Regions from separate parts of the Homo sapiens genome. Here regions 2, 3, 4, 5 and 6 are each linked to region 1. A link is a contact called in ENCODE Hi-C or POLR2A ChIA-PET data. All regions are on one chromosome and are shown on one strand. The core of a region is the stretch at or near the end of the contact, and the rest is flanking DNA. Distances in the headings are between cores, read along the strand shown.

Region 1 (3,630 bases), core at 1,061-3,560:
ATGCCCAGGGCACCCAAACCTCCCTTCCCTTTCGTGTCGAAGGGAGTGAGGAGTGAATTAAGGAAGAGAGCAAGTGAGTGTGTGTCCCTGGAGGGGTTGGGCGCCCTCTGGTGTTACCACCTCGAGACTTGTCTCATGCCTCCATGCTTGCCGATGGAGGACAGACTGCAGGAACTTGGCCCATGTGGGAACCTAGCCTGTTTTGGGGGGTAGGACCCACAGATGTCTTGGACAGTTTTGGGGGGAGGGTTTTTTAATTTTTTAAAAATTTTGCCTCCCTTTGTGAAAGGGGATGGGGAGGGGAAGAGTAAACAGATAACAGGTGGTGGTACCTGGTTGGGGGAGGGGGGCGTGCACTGCCATGTCTTTTTTTTTTTTTTTTTTTTTTTTTTTCCTAATTGGGGGTTTCTCTTTCTGTCCGGTGTCCGGACTTTCCTAATTGGAGTTTGAGGCCCCTAAGCTGGCATCAACCCCAGGCCACGCTCGCTCTTTCCTTCCCTCCCCTCCCCCTCTGCCTTTTGTACGCCAGTTCTCAGAAATAAAGATCTTTTGTCCGTTTTTTTAACCTCGGATTCTGTAATTGGTTCTTATAGTAACAAATAAAAAGCTGTTTTCTTCAGCTTCTCCTGGCTCAGCTGTTCTTTGCCATGGGTGTGTGTTGTGTGTGTGTTGGGGGTGTCTTTGAGAGGGAAAATAAAGGACAAAGGACAACAAAGGAGGTACAGATGGTTCTTGCCCTGGGAACAGCTTTATGAGATAGGCAGCCTGGACCCAGGCGGCTTGCTCCAGCTAGGCTTCTTGTGGGACCCAAACTGCTCCCCAGCTCCCAGTGGTGCTGGAGCTCAAGAACCATCTTGGCCCAGATTCATTCAAAGGAGTTGAGATGAGCTTTCTGGATGACTGGTGGCCTCCATAGGAAAGGGGAATGGGGGTGTTTCTTCCTCTGTTTCCCACCTCTTACTCCCCTCTCCCTTTTGTTTAAGGAATTCTGGAAGTTGCTAGCAGCCAGGGTAACATGTATACCCCCTTGGGGGTGGTGGTGGGGTTATAGGAGGATCCCCTCACCTAGCTGTGTGGTGTATTTGGCAGACGAGAATTCTACCACTGAACCACCCTAGCACCTCTGGGTGTATGTGTACAGCCTGCTGCTTCAGGATCCTCAAGGCCAGTCTCGATGATATCCCGATCCACTGTAGCACTGTTTCCTGCCTTAAAGGTTTGGGACACTGAGATTAGATGCCTGAGCTGGGCCCATTAGAAGGAACACCTTAGGATAGAGAACAAGAAGTTCAGCCTGCTGTGTGCTCCTTGGGCACTTCCTTTAGAGATGGGAAACGGCCTCAACAGTTGTGACTTGTTCAAGGTCAAAGACCTTGGTGTCTGCCTTAGGTCCACTGCTCTTTGCGCCATTCAAAGCTGTGGGCTGATAACCACAGCACAAGCTGCTGAGCCCATCTGATAGTTCTCTCCACCTCGTTATGGTCCCTGTCCCTAGGGCATCCCCAGCTCCCCGTAGTCCCTCCCTGTCCTGAGCCTACACCTCGGCGGCGTTGGGATGAACTGACAATTATACCAGGAGGGGGTTGACAGCATTCGCCCCCTCCAGTGTCTAAACTCAGTTACTGGCACTCGGTTTTGTCTTGTCGCACTGCTCTGAGGTGCGCCAGTAGCTCTGGCGCCTCCGGCGTACACCACGCAGCCCACTACTGCGGAAGGAATGGGCCTGGCTCCAGGACCTCGTGGAGTCCGGAAGGTGCCCGGTGGTGGCAGAGCTCCCCAACCAGGGCTAGAAGCCGTCGCAGAACACCCGTTTTGCGGGAGGACAGGGGGCGGAGGGAGGGAGTAACAGCCCTGAAAAGGTTGGAAGTCCAGGGACAGCCCTGGGCTCCGTGGGGCAAAGAATTGGAAGCCGCCGATCCTCCGCCTTTATTCGTCGGGTAAATAAGGGTCGAGGGTACAGACGCACGGGTGTCTACTGCGGGGTGAAGGAGCTGCCGCAAGATGCCACCCGGCGCCGGCCTTTGTGGCTGCTGTCATGAATATTCACGATGCTTTGGGCCAATCAACGTCTGAACAGCTTAAAGCACACCAATCGGCTTACCGCATGCAGATAAGCATCGTAACGCGCCGCTTTTCCTGAAACGGGCGGGGACTGGACAGCGGCTAGAAACGGAACCCAGAGTCGAAGGAGCTTGGTTTCCGGAGGAGTGTGTCCGCGCAATTGAACGACTTTATGTCACTTCCTATCGGATCGGCGGAAGTTGCTTCCGAGCGCGTTGAGCTTTGGCGAAGTGGGTTCCGGTGGTGGCAGAGGTGCTTGTGTTTTTGTCGGTACAGGAGAGTCGCTATGGCGGCGGTGGATTCGGATGTCGAATCGCTGCCGCGTGGGGGGTTCCGCTGCTGCCTCTGCCACGTTACTACAGCCAACCGTAAGCGGTGGCTAGTGAGGGACCCGGGGGTGGTTGCGGGCTTTCGTCTTTTGATCCTGGCGAAAGTTAGGGTTATAGGTAGTCAGTCGTTCTTGTCAAGTTGATTGGTAGGGTCTCTCACCTCCGTTTTTCTCTGCAAGTCCGAGGGGATTTGGAGAGTCGGGAAAGTTCCACCACATTACACTCCTCAGTATATGAAATCTCCACAACGCAAGTTTAATTGTTTTATTACTTCTTTAACCATCATCTATTGGACATATGCTCTGTGCCTGGTATTCTGCTGATCTTTAGGGTGGGGGAGGGGGGTTCAGAGATGAAGGAGCTCACCGTCTAGAGAATGAGAAAGTTTCAATGCTTTATAGATATGTTCGGAGAACTGTGGGACCACAGAGAATTAGTAACTAAATCAGAGAAGCCCTACAGAGGACCTACTCAAAGGAGGGGATGGATGAAATAGGTGTGGCATGAATGACTAGACCATAAGGTACCAGTGAGGAAGAGACAGAAGATGGGTTTGGAAAAATAGACAAGGTTCTTGTATGACACACAAGGGGTTCACTGTAACTTCAAATTCCACTTTTTTTTTTTTTTTGAGACAAGGTCTTGCTCTGTCACCCAGGCTGCAGTGCGGTGGTGTGATCTTGGCTCACTGCAGCCTCAACCTCCCGGGCTCAAACCATACCCCTGGCTAGCCTCCCAAGTAGTTGAGTCTACAGGTGTGCACCACCATACTTGGCTAATTTCTTTTTTCTTTTTTTTTTTTTTTTGAGACAGAGTCTCACTCTGTCACCCAGGCTGGAGTGCAGTGGCACGATCTTGGCTCACTGCAAGCTCCACCTCCTGGGTTCACCCCATTCTCCTGCCTCAGCCTCCCGTGTAGCCGGGACTACAGGCACCCGCCACCACGCCCGGCTAATTTTTTGTATTTTTTAGTAGAGACGAGGTTTCACCATGTTAGTCAGGATGGTCTCGATCTCCTGACCTCGTGACCCGCCCGCCTCGGCCTCCCAAAGTGCCGGGATTACAGGCCTGAGCCACCGCGCCCGGCCTACTTGGCAAATTTTTTAGTTTTTTGTAGAGATGGGTTTTCACCATGTTGCCTAGGCTGGTCTCCAATTCCTGGCCTCAAGCGATCTTCCCATCTTGGCCTCCCAAAGTGCTGGGATTACAGGCGTGAGCCAATGTGCCCAGCCCTACTTTT
Region 2 (3,958 bases), core at 16-2,515, 1.1 Mb after region 1:
GTGCCCGGCAACTCGCCAAAAGTAGCCGTTCCATTGACCTAAGTAGGGACCCACCAGTCCCGCAGGCCTAACCAGCCAAAGCTTCCTAGAGCCCCTCCTCTCAGAGTGGCTGAAGCCCATCAGCCAGAACATAGGCTCAGGTGCCCAGTCCTGGAGCGGCTTCCAGGGCGCGGAAGCTGCCCCCGGGGGCGCCCAGAGCCCGGGAACCAGCGCCGCCTATGAGCAGGTCTTCCTCCTCCTCATCCTCAAAGGCCCGCGCTGGGCGCCGGGGCGGAGGCCGGGGCGTGGGCTCGTCGCGCTCCGCCATGCGCTCGACGGCGCCCTCGCCCACGAGGAACACGGTGTCCGCGACGCGCGGGGGCCCGGTGACGGGGTTGTGGTCGTAGGAGAAGACGCGCAGCGCGCGCAGCGGGTGCAGGTCGGGGAAGCCGCCCAGGCGGTTGCGGTCGAGGTCGAGGATGTGCAGGCGGCCCATGCGCAGCAGCGCGGGCGGGAACTCCTCGAAGCGGTTGCCGTAGAGCCAGAGGCCGCGCAAGCCCGTCATGCGCGGCAGCTCGGCCGGCAGCGCGCGCAGCCGGTTGTCGCCCATCTGGAGCGACTGCAGCGCCACCAGGCGCAGCAGCGGCCGCGGGAAGCGCCGCAAGAAGTTGCCCTCGATCCAGAGGCAGCGCAGGCTCTGCAACTGCGCGAAGTCGGCGGGCAGCGCCAGCAGCCGGTTGCCGCCCAGATAGAGGCGCGTGAGGCGCGGCAGGCGGCACAGGCCGTCAGGCAGTCGCTCGAGCTTGTTGAAGTCCAGCGCCAGGATGCGCAGCTCGCGCAGCTCCTCGATCTCCTCCGGCAGCTCGCGCAGCCCCGTGCCGCTCACATACAGCTTCTGCAGGCGGCTCAGCGCGCACACTGCGCTGGGCAGCCGCCGCAACCGCCGCCCGCTCAGCTCCAGCTGCTGGTCGCCGCTGCGCAGCTGCTCCTCTGCGTCCGACGGCAGCTCATCCGGCGTGGACTCGGCGATGCCCATGGTCACGGGCCCCGGCCGGGGCCGCCGCCACTGCCACCGCCAGGCATCGCCCCGCCCCGGCCGCCCCCCAGCCGCCCCGACGGTGCCGGAGCCGCGCCGGCCCCCGGGCCCCCCGCCCCGGCCTTCCCCCGCGCCGGGAGGGGGGCCGTGCGGGGCCGGGAGGAGGCACCCACTTGGGGCACCGCCGCCGCGCGCCGCGCTCCACCGCCCGCCCTCGGGCCTCCCCCGTTGCCTCCGCCGGAGGCCGACTGGCTAGGGTTCGCGCTGACTCGCAGCTTAGCGACCCGTCGCCCTGGCAACCCCGACGCGCGTGCGGCTGCCAATGAGGCGGAGGGAGGGCGGGGCGGGGCGGGGCCAAGGCGCCACCCTAGTGGGGTCCCAGCGCCGGAGCCCGCCCCCTACCTGCCCATCCAGCCCACCGCGGAGCAAGCACAAGCCGAGAGATTCCCCGCCCCGGCCAAGCCTGGCACTGAGACCCGACGCCCGACGCTGTTTGGTGTGCGGTTGTGTGCGCCCCAGAGCCGCGGGTCCAAGAAGGCGAAGGAAACGCTGGCGGTGGATCAAAGACTCTGGACTAGAGGCTCACAAGGAGGGGCTGAGGGGCGCGGTCACTGCGAGCCATTCACGTCCAGCGGCGTGCGGCCGGCCTACCTGCTGGGATCACTTCAGTGTAGTAACTCGAAACAGTGTTACTGTCCGGCCCTTTTCACATCTGCTGGTTTTACCGGGCCCCAGGGCTTGGCTCCGCCCCGCCTAATTGCCCTACAGCTTCCTCATTGCTACACTCACACCCCTCTCTCCTGCCAGGATCCCTCCACCGACGCTCAAAGTCTGTGTGTGGCTGCGGTGGACAGAGGACTGGGACACGTGAACGCCTTTGAGCCACCAATCATGGCCACTCTCATTCCATGACTCTTCTTCCTTCGCCTGCTACCACCAGCAGCAGTTCCCCCCTGCCTTCTCCCCCCACCTCCCATCCGGAGCCCTCCTGCGGGAGCTCCTGGCAGAAAAGCACTGGCTGTCACTGGCTTCGAGCCCACGTGTGCCCAGCACTATGCTGAAAGCATTGCGTTGAGTCCTTGGCACAGCCTATGAGGTAGACACCCTCATCACCCCGATTTTAAAGATGGAGAAACTGAGGGTCAAAGAGACATGACTTGAGCTGGGTCAGTCTGAGCTGAGTGAAGTGCCCAAGGTCACCCAGCTGATGAGCAGCTGGATTCGAAGCCAGGTAGTGTGACTCCAGAGCCTGTGTTCCTAACCATAAACCATACCGATAGATGGAAACAAGGTTCACTCCACCTCCAGCAATGAATTTTCTCACAACAGAGCCTCTGATTCTCTGGACAAAGCTACAAAGACAGCACTATAATCCCACATGAAAGATGAGAGAAGTGGCCTCGCGGGGATTAGGCACCCTGCTTACGGTCACACAATGCATAGAGGTTGCAGCCCGGGAGCCAAATTTTCGGGCTCCAAGCCTCCTGCCTCCTGCCTTCTCTTGAACCCGGCTGGTGTGACCCATGTAACTGGCTGAGTGGACTGACTTCAGGAGAGCACGCTGCCCTTTGGCCCACCCCCATTGCCATCCCCACTGCAGGGGAAGGGGGATGGAAGACAGCCCAAGGGCAGAGAGCAGTTGCCAATGCAACGGGAGGAAGGGAACCATCCCCACTGGAAAGTAAGCTGCCCAGCCAGGGAGGTTTGGGCATCTCCTTCCCTGCTGGCACAGGCTCTAGAGCATACAGTAGACATTCCATGCAAATTTTTATTTATTTATTTATTTATTTATTTATTTATTTATTTATTTAGAGACAGAGTTTTGCTCTTGTTGCATAGGTTGGAGTGCAATGGCGTGATCTTGGCTCACTGCAACCTCCGCCTCGCCTCCTGGGTTCAAGCGATTCTCTTGCCTCAGCCTCCCAAGTAGCTGAGATTACAGGTGCCCACCACCACGCCCAGCTAATTTTTGTATTTTAGAAGAGACAGGGGTTCACCATGTTGGTCAGGCTGGTCTCGAACTCCTGATCTCAGGTGATCCACCTGCCTCAGCCTCCCAAAGTGCTGGAATTATAGGCATGAGCCACTGCGCCTTGCTGAAAAAAACTTAACAAAAAAAGTGGAGGCAAACATTGCATACAGTGAAATGCATAGATCGTAAGTGTCTTCTTGGATGCGTTTTGACAAATGTACACACCCCTGTCCCATTTCCATCAACCCAAGAGTTCTCTCAAGCCTCTTGCGGTCAATCCCCACCTCACAGAGGCAACTATGATCCTGACCTCTATCCTTATGGATCAGTTTTCCCTGTTCTTGAATTTCACACAAATGAAATTATTCAGCACATGCTTTTTTTCAGATAATATATATTTGTTGGATACATGAATGAAAGGACAGAGCAATAGCAATTCTAATATGGCAAGAGGTGTTAGGGGGCGGACAGATGATGGGGGGACACAGAGGCAGATGTTGCTCTGAGCCACGAACCAGCCATGCACCCCCATCCTGGGAGAGACTGGCAAAACGAAAGCAGGAATCCAGGCCAAGGTAGAGGACCCAGGTGGAACCCAGACACCAGACCTAGGGTATAGGAGTCTCAGCCCCAACCGGAGGGGCTTCAGGCTCCTCCCAGATGTCACTTAAGTTCCAATCCAGCTCTCTCCCTTCTACTCATTCGGGAGGACTTCTTGGAAGAGGTAAGTCTCTCAGAGACCAGAAAGGTAGGGAATACCCAGCCAGGCTAATGGGATGAGGATGAGTCCCTCCCCCCACCCCCAAGCAGTTTGAGGGAACATTGGCTGTGGAGGAGGAGGCTCAGCAGCCCAGCCTCGCCACATGCTCAGGCTGGCACCCAGCGCCAGGCTGCCCTCTTGGGCTCCATCAGCACAGGCAGCACCACATGAGCCCACATGAGCCTCTCCACCCCGGCACCAGCCTGGCAGA
Region 3 (3,823 bases), core at 443-2,942, 1.1 Mb before region 1:
AGTGAATCTCTGGGGAGCCCTTAAAATAAACTAGGGTATTTTGTTCAATAGTAAAAGTTAGGTATTTAATATTAAAGGAACCAGAAAGTGAGTGAGCAGTGTTAGATGTAACATATATCTTCTTCATCCATTAATTCAATAGATATTTGAGTCTCTATTATCTGCCAGCAGTATTTAGGGACTGGGGATATACAAGTAAACAAAACAGACAAAAATTCCTATCTGTTTGGAACTTACATTCAGTGGGAAGAGACAAACACAATGAAAGGTAAAACATAAGTCAGATAGTAGCAGGAAGTCTTTTTTTTTTTTTTTTTTTTTGAGATGGAGTCTTGCTCTTTCTCCCAGGCTGGAGTGCAGTGGTGCCATCTCCACTCAATGCAACCTCTCCTGCCTCAGCCTCCCGAGTAGCTGGGATTACAGGCGCCTGCCACCACGCCTGGTTAATTTTTTGTATTTTTAGAAGAGATGGGGTTTCACCATGTTAGCCTGGCTGGTCTTGAACTCCCGACCTCAGGTGATCCAACCACCTCAGCCTCCCAAAGTGCTGGGATTACAGGCGTGAGCCACCGCGCCTGGCCAAGTGGTATGAAGTCTTTTGGAGAAAAGTAATGCAGGGAAAAGGAGCAGAGAATGCTGGGATGTGCGTGCAAGTTTTTTTTTTTTTTTTTTGATGGAGTTTTGCTCCTGTTGCCTACGCTGGTGTGCAATGGTGCGATCTCGGCTCACTGCAACCTCCGCCTCCTGGGTTCAAGCGATTCTCCTGTTCAGCCTCTGGACTAGCTGGGATTACAAGCGTGCGCCACTACGCCTGGCTAATTTCGTATTTTTAGTAGAGACGGGGATTCTCCATGTTGGTCAGGCTGGTCTCGAACGCCCACGACCTCAGGTGATCCACCCGCCTCGGCCTCCCAAAGTGCTGGGATTACAGGCGTGAGGCACGGCGCCCGGCCTGGACTTCTTACATTAGCTATCAGAGCGGTGATGGTGCGCATCAGCCATGGCCAGGGACAGGAATATAGGGAGATGATAATAAAGGTGGTAATGAAGTCACGGCCACCTGCCCTTATGAAGTCAAAATCATTAAAGACCCAGTGACGTTCATGCCATCCAGGGTTGAGGCCTCTCTTCTGCCCACCTGTGGTCCCAGGCCTAGTTAAACACCAAAGCTGTCTCTCACACTGGTGGTTCCAGGATAAAGCCTCGGCCTGGGGCCTGGTCTGCACGTTAGGCGCCGGCCGCAGCTCGCAGGAGGACCCGAGCCAGCCCGCCCCTTCCCGCACAGCCTGCTGGGAGTTGTAGTTCAGTCGTCGGAGAACCACGCCAAGCCCCGCCCCAGATGAGTGCGCAGTATGAGGACCGCTGGCCGGGACCCAGTGAGCGCGGGACTACAATTCCCAAAGGACGGTAGCACTCAGCGCCCCGCCAACAGGTACCCGGCGGCTCGCTTCGCGCACACGCGGCAGGCGGTGGCGGGATTCTGCCGCGTGCGCTTTCCCGCCCCGCCTCGCCTAGCCTCGTCCTGCGCTCGCCACGCCTCGGGCTGTCCGTTGGGCCACGCAGACCGCGCTGCGCTCGCTCCGTCGCGGCTCCGCGTGCCCCACCTTCTGGCTAGTTTTTTCTAGAGCCCAGGCTCCGCCCGTTTCCCGCTTCCAGGGCCCGGTTCGTTCCCGCCCGCACCCGTCCCTCTCCTCTGCACCCCTGCTGCTTCTGCTTTGAAGGCGGAGGCTCCATGTTGTCCCCTCAGCGAGTGGCAGCAGCTGCCTCAAGAGGAGCAGGTGAGGCGCCGATTTTCCCTGGATCGCCCCGCGGCCACCCCCGCCGCCTTCCCTGCTGTAGTTCTGAAAAGAACCCCCGCCCGCGCCGCCGCCCTTCCTCGTCCCGGGGCTGGGACCGCGCGTCCCTCGCCGGGGTCACTCGGTTTCCGAATTTGTGGTGGGGGGGCCCCTCTTCGGGCCCAGCTGGTCCAGCGAGGGCGGCACCTTCCTTACTTTTCGGCCGGGGGCGGCCGCCGTCAGGGCTCGGGCCCTGGTGCCGCCGGGGGCTCCTCCAGCTCCTCCCCTGGGCTGCAGCTGCCCCTGGGCGGCCCAAGGGCCGGTGGTCCCCGTGGGCGGCGTCCGGAGCTTCGGCCCCGCCGAGCCCCGCCCTGGGCAGAGCCGGGCGCCCCAGGGCGCTGCCCCTCCGTGCCCGGGCACTCAGCGCCCTCTCTGGTCGGAGAATCGGGGCCTGGATGGAGCGGGAAGGTGAATGCTGGTTTATTTGGCCTTTCTGGAAGTGCTGGAAGGCTGCGAAGTGTCTTGGAAGCTTTATTTTTATCCTAACGACCTTGAGGCACTGACCACAAGTATTAGGAAAGTTGGTTTTCAACCCATACTTAACGCTGTAAAGAATTGGTCTAAATTGGTTTTTCGTAAGTTAGTGCTTTTGGCACAGTACGTTGTTCTTTTGCTTTCCCGAAGACATGAAACATAGTGAAAGTATTAAAAACCAAATAAGGAGTCACCGTGTATTCACGGATCTGATTTAGTCTGTCATTTTACTTGGCTTTATTCTAGTGTAATGTGTGTGCTGTTGAAATGACCGTTTCACTTGCGAAATCGAAGAGCAAAAAGGAAAAGAACAGTGAAGAATTTTTAAATGAGTCTCAGTTCTCAAATTCAAATACGAAGCAATGGAACGTTTTGTCAGTCTTAGAATAACGGACCAAAAATGTACGATTTCACATATTGGCTTACTTTTGGAGATTTAAGAAGCATAACCTACGGAGTACTAATCCCTGTCAAGAATTTAGCATTGCAACATAGGTACTGAAATTCAAATTAGTGCTTTTTTTTTTCCATTCCCACAGAGATTAGCTTGTACTCCAGAAATTCCTGTTGCCGCTCTAACACCTGTAAACACTTGGCTGAGAAGGATCTCAGTATTGCAGTAGTCCAGCACATTGTTTTATTATTATTTTTTGAGACGGAGTTTTGCTCTGGTCACCCAGGCTGGAGTGCAATGGCGCGATCTCGGCTGATTGCAACCTCCGCTTCCTGGGTTCAAGCAATTCTTCTGCCTCATCCTCCCGGGTAGCTGGGATTACAGGCGCTCTCCACCATGCGCGGCTATTTTTTTTTGAGACGGAGTTTCGTTTTTGCTACCTAAACTGGAGTACAGTGGCGCAGTCTCGGCTCACTGCACCCTCCGCCTCCTGGGTTCAAATGATTCTCCTGCGTCAGCCTCCCGAGTAGCTGGGATTATAGACATCCGCCACCAGGCCCAGCTAATTTTTTGTATTTTTAGTAGAAACGGGGTTTCACCACGTTGGCCAGGCTGGTCTCGAACTCCTGACCTCAGGTGAACCACCCTCCTCTCCTCGGCCTCCCAAGTACTGGGATTACAGGCGTGAGCCATCGTGCCCGGCCCATTATTGTATTAGCTACAGTTTACTACCTCATTGTAGTAGAATTCATGAAATAGAAGTAACGGGATAGATGTGGTGTTGTGTACTAGCTTAATTTTCTTTTTCTTTTCTTTTTTTTTCTTCTGGTGAGAAGGAGTCTTGCTCTCTCGCCCAGGGTGGAGTGCAATGGCGCGATCTCTGCTCACTGCAACCTCCGCCTCCCAGGTTCAAGCGATTCTCCTGCCGCAGCCTCCCAGGTAGCTGGGATTACAGGCGCCCTCCACCGCGCCTGGGTAATTTTTGTATTTTTAGTAGAGACGGGGTTTCACCATGTTTGCCAGGCTGATCTTGAACTCCTGACCTCAGGTGATCCTCCTAGCTCGGCCTCCCAAAGTGCTGGGATTGCAGGTGTGAGCCACGGCGCCTGGCCCAGTTGCG
Region 4 (3,821 bases), core at 924-3,423, 1.2 Mb before region 1:
TAACTGCCCAGGTGACAGAGGGCCAGGGGGTAACAAAATAGAAAAACACAGTAAAAGAAAGGAGGTAAGATTTTTCAAAGAAGAATGTTCACATGCAAGAGAATACAACAACTGCTCTACCGGGCTACAAAGAAAGAAGGGAGTAAGAGGGAAACATAAAGGATGGAAGGAGGGGAAAGAAGGCAAAAAGCACAGCAGCCCCGGGGCAGAAGCACTTCTTTTTCAAGTCAAGTTTTTTTGGCCTAGTAAAGTTCTCCACCAAGAAAGGTATGACAGGCAGGGGACTCTGCACAGAGCAGTCAGCAAAGGACGCTAGAGATGGTGAAAGAAAGGGGAGGTGTGGAAAGTGGACGTCTCTGGGATCAAAAGTGAGATGACACAGAAAGGCTAAGACTTGGGTGAAAAACATAGCAGTGACTGCCAGGATGAGGGGGACCGTGTAGAGTCGTGAGGCTGAGGTGTAGCTCAAGAAACTAGCATGCAAAACACCTGGACTTCCTGGGCATTACAGAGACTTAGCCAATAGGAACAGAATGGATCCAAGCACGGTGTGGGGATACACAGGACATGAAGAAGGCAGGAGACTAATGCGGAGATGAAAGGCAACGCTGATTAAAAGGCACAGTAAGGAAGATGGGGTGAGGGTGGAGAAACAGGAAGGCAACAAGCAAGAAAGAAAATACTCTAAGTGCCAGGCACGGGAGTGAAGACACAGAAAGTCATCATGGTTTGTGTTCCAGCGTACGAAGACAGAAAGGCAAAAACTGTGATGCAGCGAGGTCTGGGAAAGGACTGAGCAACAGGTTGTGTTAATACGGTGGGGCCAAGTGTCTTTGGGTTGGGAGAAAGAGCCCAGTAGAAGGCTGGTAGAACACTCACAGAGAGAAACAAGAGGCCCAGGGACCTAAAAGCCAAACCCGAGGGGAAGAGAACAAGAGGGATCCAAAGACTCTGAAGGGAGTGATGATTGGAACCCCAAACGCAACCTGTGGGAAAACTATGCGCATGACAGCTGTGGGGAAACACGGAAGCGACAAATGCCAGCGCCAGGATCCAGGGAGCTCCTGGAGCAAAGAAGGGAAAGTGATGAGCAAAGAGTAGGCGAAGGATTTGGAAAGGTGATGAGGGTGGAGCTGGTGGGTTGCAAGCAAGAGGGAGAGCACAATTTGGAAAACGAAGAAGCAGGGTAGAAAAAGCTGGGGGAACTGCAAGGGGCCAGGGATCGAGAGCGCAGTCCAGGGCAAGGACCCTGAGGGTGATAACCCAGAGACTGGCAGAACCGGTGCGGGCGGAGGGGAAGCGAGGCAGGAGAGACGAAGGGAGAGGTGGACAACGATCTGTGGCAAATCGCGGGGTGCTGCTATTCGAGGAGCGGGAGGGTGGCTGCTTTAAGCGTGGGTGGAGGAAGACCAGAAAGGCCCCTGAGAGAAAAAGGGAAGAGAAAGGGAAGCTGGGGAGGTGACACGGAAGAGCGCAGGAGGGCGGTGAGGGGAGACGGGGGTTGGCAGAAAGACAAGTGTGCAGCTTGGAGTCAGGACGAGGTGGGTCCCAGGTCAGGACTCGGAAGCGGGATGTGCGGAGCCGGAGCCAGGAGCCGGATGACAGGGCAGCCGAGGCTTGCAGGATGGCAGCAGGGGCACGAGGAGAGCAGAAGAGGGAGGAGGCTCCGCAAGGTGCAAAGGGCCCAGCCAGAGAATTCGGGGAGCCCTCGGGGCTCCTTACCTGCTCCGTGTCCCTCTCGTTCAGCGTGGGTAGGGGGGTCCGAGCGCTGGACATGGCGCCGGTATCTCGGGGGAGGGAACCGAGAAGCTTGGAGGAAGGGAGGGAAGGGAAGGCGCGGAGCCCGGCCGGGCGGGGCTTCTCACAGCAGGAGCACCCGCCGCATGGGCCCCGGCCGGGGGTGCGGGGAGGCCGGGCAGCCGCTCACGCCAGCCCGGGGATGCGCCGCTCGGGCTAGGCCGCGCCGGCTCCGAGCGGCTCCGGACCGCACCCCCCCGACCCCCGGCTGGGCTGTGCCGCCTTTCGGCCGGGCCGCGCCGCTCCGCCTACTCTCTGCCGCCGCAGCCGGCCGCCTGCCTCGCTCCTCCCCTGCCCTCAGCGGCACTGCTCCGCGCCCGGCACACAGGCAGCCGCCGCCGGACCTGCTGCTCCCAACATGGCCGCCACCACCGCCGGCCCTCGGCTCTTTTCGCCGGCAGCAGCCGGAAACATCCGAAGCGGCTAGAAACGGGAGGTGGGGCGCGCCTTCTCCTCCCGGCCACAGACTACGGGTGAATTCCGGAAACAGCCGAAGAAGGTAAACCCCGGGGACGCGCTCTCCTCCTCGATTCCGAAGACGAAGCTTCGGCTCTGTTTACGGAAATCCACGAAGCGACCCCGGGTGCCTACCCCCCGCCCCCGTCCACGGCCATCCAGCCACGCCCACCGGCCTTTCCCCGCCCACTTCAAGGGGGCTTTCGGCAGTTTCCGGAAATACCCGAAGCTGCTCCGCGTGCTGAGCCGGCCACGCCCCCTCCCACAGCCCTGCCGAGGGCGGTCGTCGGCCATTTCCGGCAACACCCGAGGCCCTCCGAGCACCCGGTCGTTTCCCCGGGTGGCTCTCGGAGTCTGATTCGCTTCGTGTCTTTCCGTCAGTTTTCGGGCATTTTCAAACCTTGAACAGGAAGCGTGGGTCACCTGTCTGTGCTTGTGATTTGACTAAATACAAAACAAGATTGTTAGCCGTCCCTGTGATTGGCATCCTCTGGTTCTATAGCAGCTTCCTGTCTGCATTTCTGTCCATCTGTCGGTCAGCTCATAAAATTCATCTTCTTTTTATCATCTAGCCTATCAATATACCTGTCAAATGCAGCATCAGTCTATTGCCTGTCTGCCACCGTCTATCTTGGCTTCTGTGGATTCATCCGTGCATTCCCGCATCTAGTCCGCAGGGCTCGGCAAGGCCCCAGGCAGGCCCAGGGCAGCGTCCTCTGCACCGGATGCGGGAGCGTCCAGGGCCCTGCATTTCAGCCCCAGCTCTGCCAAGTGCCAATGCTGCGTGATCTTGGAAAAATCACATAACATCACTGAGTTTAGGCTCCTCTTTCCTTTGCCTTTGCTCCTGCGTTGACATTCAAAATGACATTTCTGAATTCCAGTTACCTTTTAAAATGCCTCTGCAAGATAAGGCATTTAAAGTTTCTTTTCTTTCCTCCTCTGGGCCTCATTTTCCCCATCAGTAAAGTGAAGCCATTGGATTCATGAACTCGGAGGTCCTTCTCAGCTTTGGAGAGCCCTTGACTAACAGGAAGTCTGTATGGCAACTGCAGTCCATTCCTCACTTCCCCTTACACTGCGTTACCAAGGACAGGGAGTATCCTGGGCTGATTTCCCCAGCGCCAAGCTGTCCTCACCCATAGTACCTGGAACACGTTGGAACCACACCCTCCCATCAGTGGCTTAAGGTGGGCAGGAGGCAGAGGCCCCGCAGGAGTCAGAAACCAGACTCAGGCAACAGGTTCCCAAAGGTACAGGAGCAGAGAGGCTCCAGGAGTTATTGGGAAAACTGCTGATTGGACCCCTGCTACTTGACCTCCAACTCCCAGCTACAGCATCTTGAGCCAGCCTTCATCCCATCAATCAGAGAAATAGGCATCTGAGCAGATGTAATTACCAGGGTATGAAAGTACTTCCTAAGGCAACAGGTATCACTACACTCTTAGTAAATCCTGGGACTTCAGCACTGCTCCCCATGCCCCATACCAGCTCTATTCAGGCACCCAACCGTTGAGGAAGAAGGTGAAGGCACACCCATGAAGGTGAGGGAAAGAGAGAAGAGGAGG
Region 5 (3,613 bases), core at 1,103-3,602, 1.7 Mb before region 1:
GTACCAGTCGTAATCGAAGGTGTCCAGCCGGCTCTGGGGGGCCAAGGCCAGTGCTGTCAGGTTGTAGCAGGCCCGGCTGGCATAGAGCAGGACCATGGCGCCACCCATCGCGGCCGCCTGGCACACACTGGTCCCCTGGCACAGGTAACAACAGAGGACCCTCAGGGAGAGAAGGCTCCCAGCTTCCTCTACACCCTGAGAACCGCTGCCGAGAGACCCAAAAGACACCTGGGCATCAGTGCTGCAGCCCTACCTTGGCCTCCAGGTAGATGCTAGTGGAGGGCGCCCGCCTGGCGACGAGGCAGAGGCAGGCAGCAAGAGACAGCGCGCAGATGACGAACAGGGAGTCGCTCACCAGGACGCGGACAAGCAGCAGGGCCCAGGGCTGTGCCCGGCGCCGATGGGAGAGCACAGCACACAGCACGTTCACCAGCAGAAAGAGCAGCGAGGCCCCCACAAAGGCCCCTCGGACAGCGAGCCTGCAGCCACAGCACAGTCAGCGCGGGCCCTCAACAGCCCTCAGCACTCACCACCTGCCCCACCTCCTGCAGGAAACCCCAATGTCGACAAAACTCAGGGCATCCAGTCTGAGCCCTGTTCCTCCACTCTTACAGATGGAGAAACTGAGGCCCAAAAAGGTCAGAAGGTGACTGACAGCCATGGTACTTCGGAAGGTGCACCAACTGGAGTCAGAAGTCTCTGTCTGAGCCCCAGCTCTGCGACCTTGATCCTGCTGTCTTACCTGGCTGGGCCTCAGTTTCTTCATCTCTCAAGGGAGGATAGTAGCCTCTCAGGGAAATTGTACAAATAAAAGATGGCTGGGAAAGCTCTTTATAAACCGTAAGACACTGTACAAATGACGAGGGCATTGCGGCCCCAGGTCACCCAGGAGTGCATATGGCTTTGGTGCTTCCATGGGCTGGAGCCTCCAGCTCGCCCTCCATGGTGGATGACACTGGGGCCCTCTCCCTCACACTACCACAAGCATTCCTATTCCTGTGCCTTGCAGATCTGCAAGGCCTCTGCTGAGCCATCTGCGCCAGGTGCTTTAACTTTTCCAAGATCTTCCACAGACATTCCCTGGGTTGCCTTTGTCTCAGCCCTGAGAGGTGGGAAGGGATCTACATGGGACTGTCACCTGCCCCTGACCTGGAGGCTGAGCCCACCAGTGTCCCGAGTACTTACAAGCCTCGGCTCATCTCCGGCCGACGCTTCACCTTGGCCTTGAACACCACCTAGGAGCAGAGATGCCCTTCACTCCTGTGGGTCCTTGAGGCTTGCCACCTCCCGCCCCCCACCCGGGACCACAGTTGGTTACCTGGGCAAAGTAGAGGTTCATAAGCGTCAAGGTGAAGAACTGCAGGCAGACGGGGCAGCAGTAGAGAAGCCAGAAGGGCAAGGGCCCCAGGCGGTTGGCGCGGGGAGTATCTCGGAAGTAGAAGGAGAAGAGGGTGGTACGCAAGGCGGCCCAGAGCAGACAGAGGGCCAGGAACACCGTCTGATAGCTGAGACGCTTGTGCCCATACAGAAGCACCAGCCAGAGCTGGGCATAGACGGAGAAGAAGAGCAGGGCATACAGGGTGGTGTAGGCAGCTGTCAGCCCCAGGGTCACAGCAGGTGGCAGCGCAGGCACCAGCCCGGCAGCAGGCACCAGGCCAGACAGGTTACTCTCCATGTCAGGGAGGGAGGCCTGAATCCCGGAGACAGACAAGGAGGGACTGTCGGCGGGACCAGGGAAATAAATACGGAGGGGTGGGAATTGCAGGGTGCAGAGAGGGAGATGGGGCGCTCAGGAGGAAAGAAGTTGTGGCTGACAGGCCCCTCCTCCTCAACAGAGAGACCCTTGCCCTTGGGGAACACAGGCAGCCTGGGCCCCAGGCCCCTCACTCAGGGGCATGGAAGGGCAGTCTCTTTTCTCCAGGACAGACCGGATAGGGGTTGGGGGTGTCTCCTCCCTGGGCCTACCCCAGAGCCAAGGATGGGGGGATGCAGAGGCCCAAGGAGAGGACTCCCTGGCCTCGGTCGTTCATGTCGTCCTGGGTGGAGGGGGAGAGCCGGCTGATACCCGTCGGGTCAGGGCAGCGGCCGCTGCGAGGGGCGCCCAATGCCCCGCTCTCCCCCTCCCCAAGCTGGGGGAGGCTCTCTCTCCTCCAATAATGCGGATGGGGAGGGCCTCTGCCTCCTGTCCTCGTAATTCTCGAAAGCTGCCCCCGCCCCACCCTCCCCCACCGCGTCCACGCTCCAGCCTCAAGGGGAGGGAGGAGGCGGACGCCAGGTCCTCAGGCCGCTGATGGGAGAGCCGGCTCAGGTCGTGGGGACCCGGGGCTCCGGCTCCCCGGCTCCCGCTGCTCCGCCCCCCTCCCCCTCCGCGCCTGCGCGGGCGCCGTTCGCTACGCAAATTGCGCAGCGGCCCGGCTGGCTCCGCAGTCCAGCGCCGCACCCGGCGTGAAACCGTACGAGAATTGGCGCGAGCTGCGCCGCTGGCGGGCGCCCGGGGTTACGGGAGGCGGCAGGAGGGCGGCCGAGTTGCGGGGGCCGTGCCGCATCCAGGGGGTCCCCGGGTGGGCCGTGCCCCGTGCCGCCCGCCTTTACTTGTATGGGGGTCCGCCAGTTCCCACGCTCCTCTCTCCTATACCCAAATCGGGGTCGTGCCGCCCGGCCGGGGGCGGCAACGGATTCCCGTCCCTCGGTCTCTGAAGAAAACTTCCGCCCATAGCCAAGATGGCCCCCGGGCCCCGCCCCCGGGCCTGAACCCGCGGAGCCCCGAATCCCCCGCGCGGGCCCGCCCCTCGCCCCGGCGCGCCCGCGGCCCTGCTCACCTGGCCGGCCGCCTGCCAGGCGTGAAGCCCCCACGGGCCCTACGGTCCTCCCTCACCGGGTCCCCGGCCCTCCTCCCGCGCCCGGGCAGCCATCCCAGCCAGGGAGGAGGTTCCTTTCCTTATCTCCAGTGCCCCCGAGATGGCGCGGGAGGTGTCCCCCGAGGCGGGCGGCGCGAAGCTTCCGCGCCTGGGAGGAGGAGCGGGGAGCGGGACTTTCCGACCGGGCACCCAGTCCAGGCGGAGCGGTAACAATAGCAACAATAATCACATCCGACGGCTGAGCTTCAGTTGTGGCTGTGCCAAGCGCCTTCGCCCGCAGTAATCACTCCCTTCACAAAGTTTTCACTGGCTCCCGGGGGAGCTGTCACTATCCCCACTTCACTGGGGGGAAACTAAGGCCCAGAGGGGCTGAAGGACTTGTTGGCAGAAGTGGGTCTCCAGGTTCCAAATGGGGACCCCAGAGAATCCCTCTCCTGCTCCCACACACGCCCAAGGTGTGAGGCAGCGAGGATGTGAGCCCCGGGGCCGAAGGAGGGAGGAAAAAGGATGCGGACGAGGAGCCTTGGATCCGGCGGGGGGGCGGGGCCGGGCCGGGTTGACCCCGCCTCTGGACCTACCCGAGTGACGTTCCGAGAGGTGATTGGGCCAGGTCGCTGACAGTTCCCGTTGCCCAAGCAACTAGGGCCCGGAGCCCGGGGTGCTGGAGGGAGGCGGCAGGCCCGGGTCAGGGGCCTCGAGATCGGGCTTGGGGTGAGACCTGTGCGCCGTCACCACGGGCGGGGCGGGGCCTGGGT
Region 6 (3,572 bases), core at 487-2,986, 1.2 Mb after region 1:
CCTGGAAAGCTTTATCTTTAGGGTTATGGTTGCAACACAGTGGCAGTTGTTTCTTTTCATCTATTCCAAGACCCACAAGTTGCTCTGGGGGTGTCCTATGACCCGCTGCTGTGCCAAATCTATAAAGAAATTTCAAAATGCTCTGGAGTGTTAGCGATTAAATTAGCATCGGTAAAATGTTTTGCAATTTATAAGCTCTTTTCATATTTCTAACCTTACGTAATCCTACAACCATCTTGAGAAGTAGCCATTACAATGTATATTATCCCCATTTTACACAGAGGCTCCGGAAGGTTAAGGCACCTCCTCCACCTCAGCTGGTGAAGTCCCACCTTATTGGACATATGTTCGCGGTTTCCTCATTCATTAAATTTTAGAGAGAGAGAGAGTGTCTCGCTCTGTCGCCAGGCTGGAGTGCAGTGGCATGATCTTGGCTCACTGCAACCTCCGCCTCTCGGGTTCAAGCGATTCTCCTGCCTCAGCCTCCCAAGTAGCTGGGACTACAGGTGCGTGCCACCACGCCTGGCTAATTTTTTGTATTTTTAGTAGAGACGGGGTTTCACCATGTTAGCCAGGATGGTCTCGATCTCCTGACCTCGTGATCCTCCCGCCTCGGCCTCCCAAAGTGCTGGGATTACAGGCGTGAGCCACTGCGCCCGGCCGCATTAAATAACACTGATAGCTACTACCTAGGTACTCACACCACGATAAACTTGTCAACCAAGATCGTTTCCTTTAATCCTCCCTACAAGTCTGCAAGGTGGGAATTATTCCTATTCTACAGGAAAGGACACAGAAGTCAGAGCTCAAGGCATTCCTCCAGGTCTCAAGTCAGCAGAACCCGGCTTCATAACTGTGACGCCAAACCCGTGCTCTTAACCACTACTCATAGGCCACCATCCAGGGCTGTTTTGAGGATCCGTTATGCAGAAACGCCCATGCCTGTCTCTACGTACGACGATCCCCTCCAGTTTAGGGCAGTGGAGACTCACAAGCTCATGAAGCTCTTTAATTCGTCCACCGCTACCTGCCGCCTTCCCTTTGTACCTAGGGCAGTATTCCTCACGCTTCCCAATCCACTTAAAAACGAGGCTTCCTTGGCAAACAACAACAAAGCATAAAACCCAAGCCCAAAACAACAGCACCAAAAATTCTGACTTCTGGTCACTTAACCCACTCCTCGTCAATCACTCTCACCTCCAAACTCCAACGTCGGTTGTCATGCGGACATCGTCCCGGCTTCCGGAAGCCGGCTTTAAATTCCGGAAGTAAATGGAGGAGGCGGGCCCCGTCTGCGCCGTGCGGCCTGCTAGTCCCCGGCTTTCTCTTCCCGCTCTATGGCCAGTCTGGCCGCCATGTTGGAGCTTTCGCTGTTCGGGGCCCGGCCTGCTCCGGGCCCTCCCAGCGTCGCCGCTAGCTGACTTAGGGCTCCCGCCCACACTGCGCACGGCCTTGCTGAGGGCCGGCTCGTAGTGGGAGGCTTCGCGTTCACCTGAACATTTCCGCCTCCTCTGGATGGGGGATGAGAGGCGGGGCTGATGCATCGCAGCAGTCCTGGACCCTGACTTCGGACTTGGAGAAGAAACGCCGAGGAGGAACGGGAGTTAGGGGGTTAGCAGCTTGGCGCGCTGGGAGCCGGCCACCCCTGGTCTCCGGACTTCACTTCCCAGGAGGCCTCGCGCGCGACTGGAAGTGCTGCGAGCCTATAAGAAGGCGAGGCGGCACCCGCCGCTCTGCTCTGGGGCGGCATTGCCAGCCGGCTGTAGGCATTCAGGGCAGTGTCTTCTGCATCTCCTAGGAACCTCGGGAGCGGCAGCTCCGGCGCCTGGTAGCGAGAGGCGGGTTCCGGAGATCCCGGCCTCACTTCGTCCCACTGTGGTTAGGGGTGAGAAGGATCCCGGGGCTGGGAGTTCAGGGACCTGGGTTCGAATGCTGGTTCCGCTGCTATCTCGCTTCGCACTGTCGCGATCCCCTTGCTCGGCCTCAATTTTCTCTTTTAGAAAGTGGGCACCTTTCTCCGCGCTCTTCCTTCCAACGCGGTGGTTATAAAGGCACGAAAGCTCTTCAGAGGACGCAGAAAGCACCTGGAGCTCCTCACCCCAATTTTCACCCATTGTTAGCTGGCACGAGCACCCAGCAGAGGAGTCAGGGATCACCCCTCGGGTGCCTGGAACGGTTCTTTGGACACCTGAGCCGGACCTAGGCACAGCCTGAAGTCGGGGTCTATAATTATTCCGGTGCTAAGGGGTAACTTGTTCACCTACCTCCTTGGCAGGAATATTGAGCCCTTCACTCCTCATGTTCCGACTTTAACAGAAGCTACCTTTGAGAATAAGGAATCCTCAGAGCTGAGAGGGAGTGGACCCGAATTCCTGTACCAGCTCGGCCACTTACCTTGGCTAAGTCATTTTCTTGTTTTGGGCCCCAGTGTCACAGTGTTTTTGATTTGTAAGATGAGGGTTTAGGGCTTGTATCCTAAATCTGGTCCTCAAGATTCTTGAAGTCCCCCAGTCCATCGGGGAGGGAGAGCAACAAACTGATTTTCTACCCCTTCATTTATTTGTAGTTCTAAATTATAAAAGTAACACTGCAAGAGTTTGGAGTAGAGCCTTTTTCTTTTTCTTTCTTTTTTTTTTTTCTGAGACAGAGTCTCACTCTGTCGCCCAGGCTGGAATGCAGTGGCACGATCTCGGCTCACTGCAACCTCCGCCTCCCGGGTTCAAGCGATTCCCCTGCCTCAGCCTCCCAAGTAGCTGGGATTACAGGCGCCCGCTACCGCGCCCGGCTAATTTTTGTATTTTTAGTAGAGACGGGGTTTCTCCATGTTGGTCAGGCTGGTCTCGAACTCCTGACCTCATGTGATCCGCCCGCCTCGGCTTCCCAAAGTGCTGGGATTACAGGCGTGAGCTACCGCGCCCAGCCTGCGTAGAGCCTTTTTCTAAGACTAAGGGCTGGATGGGAACTAGCATTTCTTACCCCTGGATGTGACCTGTTTTAGCTCAGCCGGGAGAATCCTTTTTCGCAAGAAGTTAATAATATCTTGTGACGTGAAAATTATGTGAAACTCAGACTTCAGTGTCCATAAATAAATATTACTGGAACACAGCCGTGGTGCTCATTTGTTAAGATGTTTATGTGGCTGCTCTTGCATGGGCAGAGTTGATGACATAGTTGTGACAGACCATGTGCTCTACAAAGCCTAGAATATTTACTACCTGGACCTTTACAGAAGAGCTTGCTGACTGCTCCCTTAGAATGGGGCTCTGCAAAGTGAGCACACCCTGGGATCACAGCCCAGCCTGCCCTTAGAACAAATGAGAGGATATTTTCAAGCATTTGCATTGCAGTTTTCACGGTTTTTTTGTTTTGTTTTGTTTTTGAGACAGAGTCTAGCTCTGTCGCCCAGGCTAGAGTGCAGTGGTGCGATCTCGGCTCACTTCAGCCTTCTCCTGGGCTCAAGCCATCCTCCCACCTCAGCCTCCTGAGTAGCTGAGACTACAGGTGGATGCCATCACGCCCAGCTAATTTTTTTTTTTTTTTAAGAGATGAGGGCTCACTGTTGCTCAGGCTGG

What was found. A loop is a pair of places that touch in the nucleus more often than their neighbours do. ChIA-PET counts read pairs that join two places held with the same protein, here RNA polymerase II (POLR2A). Pooled maps may share reads with other maps.
Region 2: a map of upper lobe of right lung shows a loop between it and region 1 (9-fold over the local background). The contact joins the promoter of LRRC10B here to the promoter of TUT1 in region 1. A Hi-C loop is called at or near these places in 1 of 168 maps with a recorded cell type or tissue (upper lobe of right lung). POLR2A ChIA-PET finds 5 or more read pairs at or near these places in 1 of 52 experiments (OCI-LY7).
Region 3: a loop to region 1 is called in a pooled map, with 5 times the contacts of the local background. The contact joins the promoter of ATL3 here to the promoter of TUT1 in region 1. A Hi-C loop is called at or near these places in 1 of 168 maps with a recorded cell type or tissue (CD8-positive, alpha-beta T cell) and 7 of 50 pooled maps. POLR2A ChIA-PET finds 5 or more read pairs at or near these places in 1 of 52 experiments (activated naive CD4-positive, alpha-beta T cell).
Region 4: a loop to region 1 is called in a pooled map, with 6 times the contacts of the local background. The contact joins the promoter of MARK2 here to the promoter of TUT1 in region 1. A Hi-C loop is called at or near these places in 1 of 168 maps with a recorded cell type or tissue (CD8-positive, alpha-beta T cell) and 7 of 50 pooled maps. POLR2A ChIA-PET finds 5 or more read pairs at or near these places in 1 of 52 experiments (CD4-positive, alpha-beta T cell).
Region 5: a pooled map shows a loop between it and region 1 (6-fold over the local background). The contact joins the promoter of GPR137 here to the promoter of TUT1 in region 1. A Hi-C loop is called at or near these places in 4 of 50 pooled maps. POLR2A ChIA-PET finds 5 or more read pairs at or near these places in 2 of 52 experiments (CD4-positive, alpha-beta memory T cell and HEK293T).
Region 6: a loop to region 1 is called in a pooled map, with 8 times the contacts of the local background. The contact joins the promoter of CYB561A3 here to the promoter of TUT1 in region 1. A Hi-C loop is called at or near these places in 6 of 50 pooled maps. POLR2A ChIA-PET finds 5 or more read pairs at or near these places in 2 of 52 experiments (AG04450 and HEK293T).

What each region holds. Positions count from the first base shown.
Region 1 is chr11:62,590,203-62,593,832 of GRCh38, reverse strand. It overlaps TUT1 (terminal uridylyl transferase 1, U6 snRNA-specific), which reads left to right and starts at 2,310. Exons shown (of 9, transcript NM_022830.3): 1 at 2,310-2,429. The coding sequence starts at 2,348. It overlaps MTA2 (metastasis associated 1 family member 2), which reads left to right. Exons shown (of 18, transcript NM_004739.4): 18 at 1-619. RefSeq lists enhancers at 2,159-2,388, 1,805-2,500.
Region 2 is chr11:61,506,056-61,510,013 of GRCh38, reverse strand. LRRC10B (leucine rich repeat containing 10B) reads right to left here and starts at 1,265. Exons shown (of 1, transcript NM_001145077.2): 1 at 1-1,265. The coding sequence starts at 1,015. The coding sequence ends at 137. MIR4488 (microRNA 4488) reads right to left here and starts at 1,418; the gene lies at 1,357-1,418. It overlaps LOC105369329 (a long non-coding RNA gene), which reads right to left. Exons shown (of 3, transcript NR_188527.1): 3 at 3,365-3,958.
Region 3 is chr11:63,669,245-63,673,067 of GRCh38, reverse strand. It overlaps ATL3 (atlastin GTPase 3), which reads left to right and starts at 1,692. Exons shown (of 13, transcript NM_015459.5): 1 at 1,692-1,778. The coding sequence starts at 1,733. RefSeq lists enhancers at 1,176-1,285, 1,326-1,825, 1,826-2,327 and silencers at 1,376-1,495, 1,816-1,875, 1,906-2,165.
Region 4 is chr11:63,837,462-63,841,282 of GRCh38, reverse strand. It overlaps MARK2 (microtubule affinity regulating kinase 2), which reads right to left and starts at 2,173. Exons shown (of 19, transcript NM_001039469.3): 1 at 1,723-2,173. The coding sequence starts at 1,776. RefSeq lists a silencer at 1,839-2,078 and enhancers at 2,089-2,238, 2,499-3,487.
Region 5 is chr11:64,284,587-64,288,199 of GRCh38, reverse strand. GPR137 (G protein-coupled receptor 137) reads right to left here and starts at 2,352. Exons shown (of 7, transcript NM_001170880.2): 1 at 1,319-2,352; 2 at 1,186-1,235; 3 at 254-479; 4 at 1-135. The coding sequence starts at 1,675. It overlaps BAD (BCL2 associated agonist of cell death), which reads left to right and starts at 3,535. Exons shown (of 4, transcript NM_032989.3): 1 at 3,535-3,569. RefSeq lists silencers at 2,276-3,015, 3,366-3,613.
Region 6 is chr11:61,360,046-61,363,617 of GRCh38, reverse strand. CYB561A3 (cytochrome b561 family member A3) reads left to right here and starts at 1,736. Exons shown (of 7, transcript NM_153611.6): 1 at 1,736-1,885. It overlaps TMEM138 (transmembrane protein 138), which reads right to left and starts at 1,244. Exons shown (of 5, transcript NM_016464.5): 1 at 1,198-1,244. RefSeq lists enhancers at 1,226-1,715, 1,126-1,847, 1,966-2,185.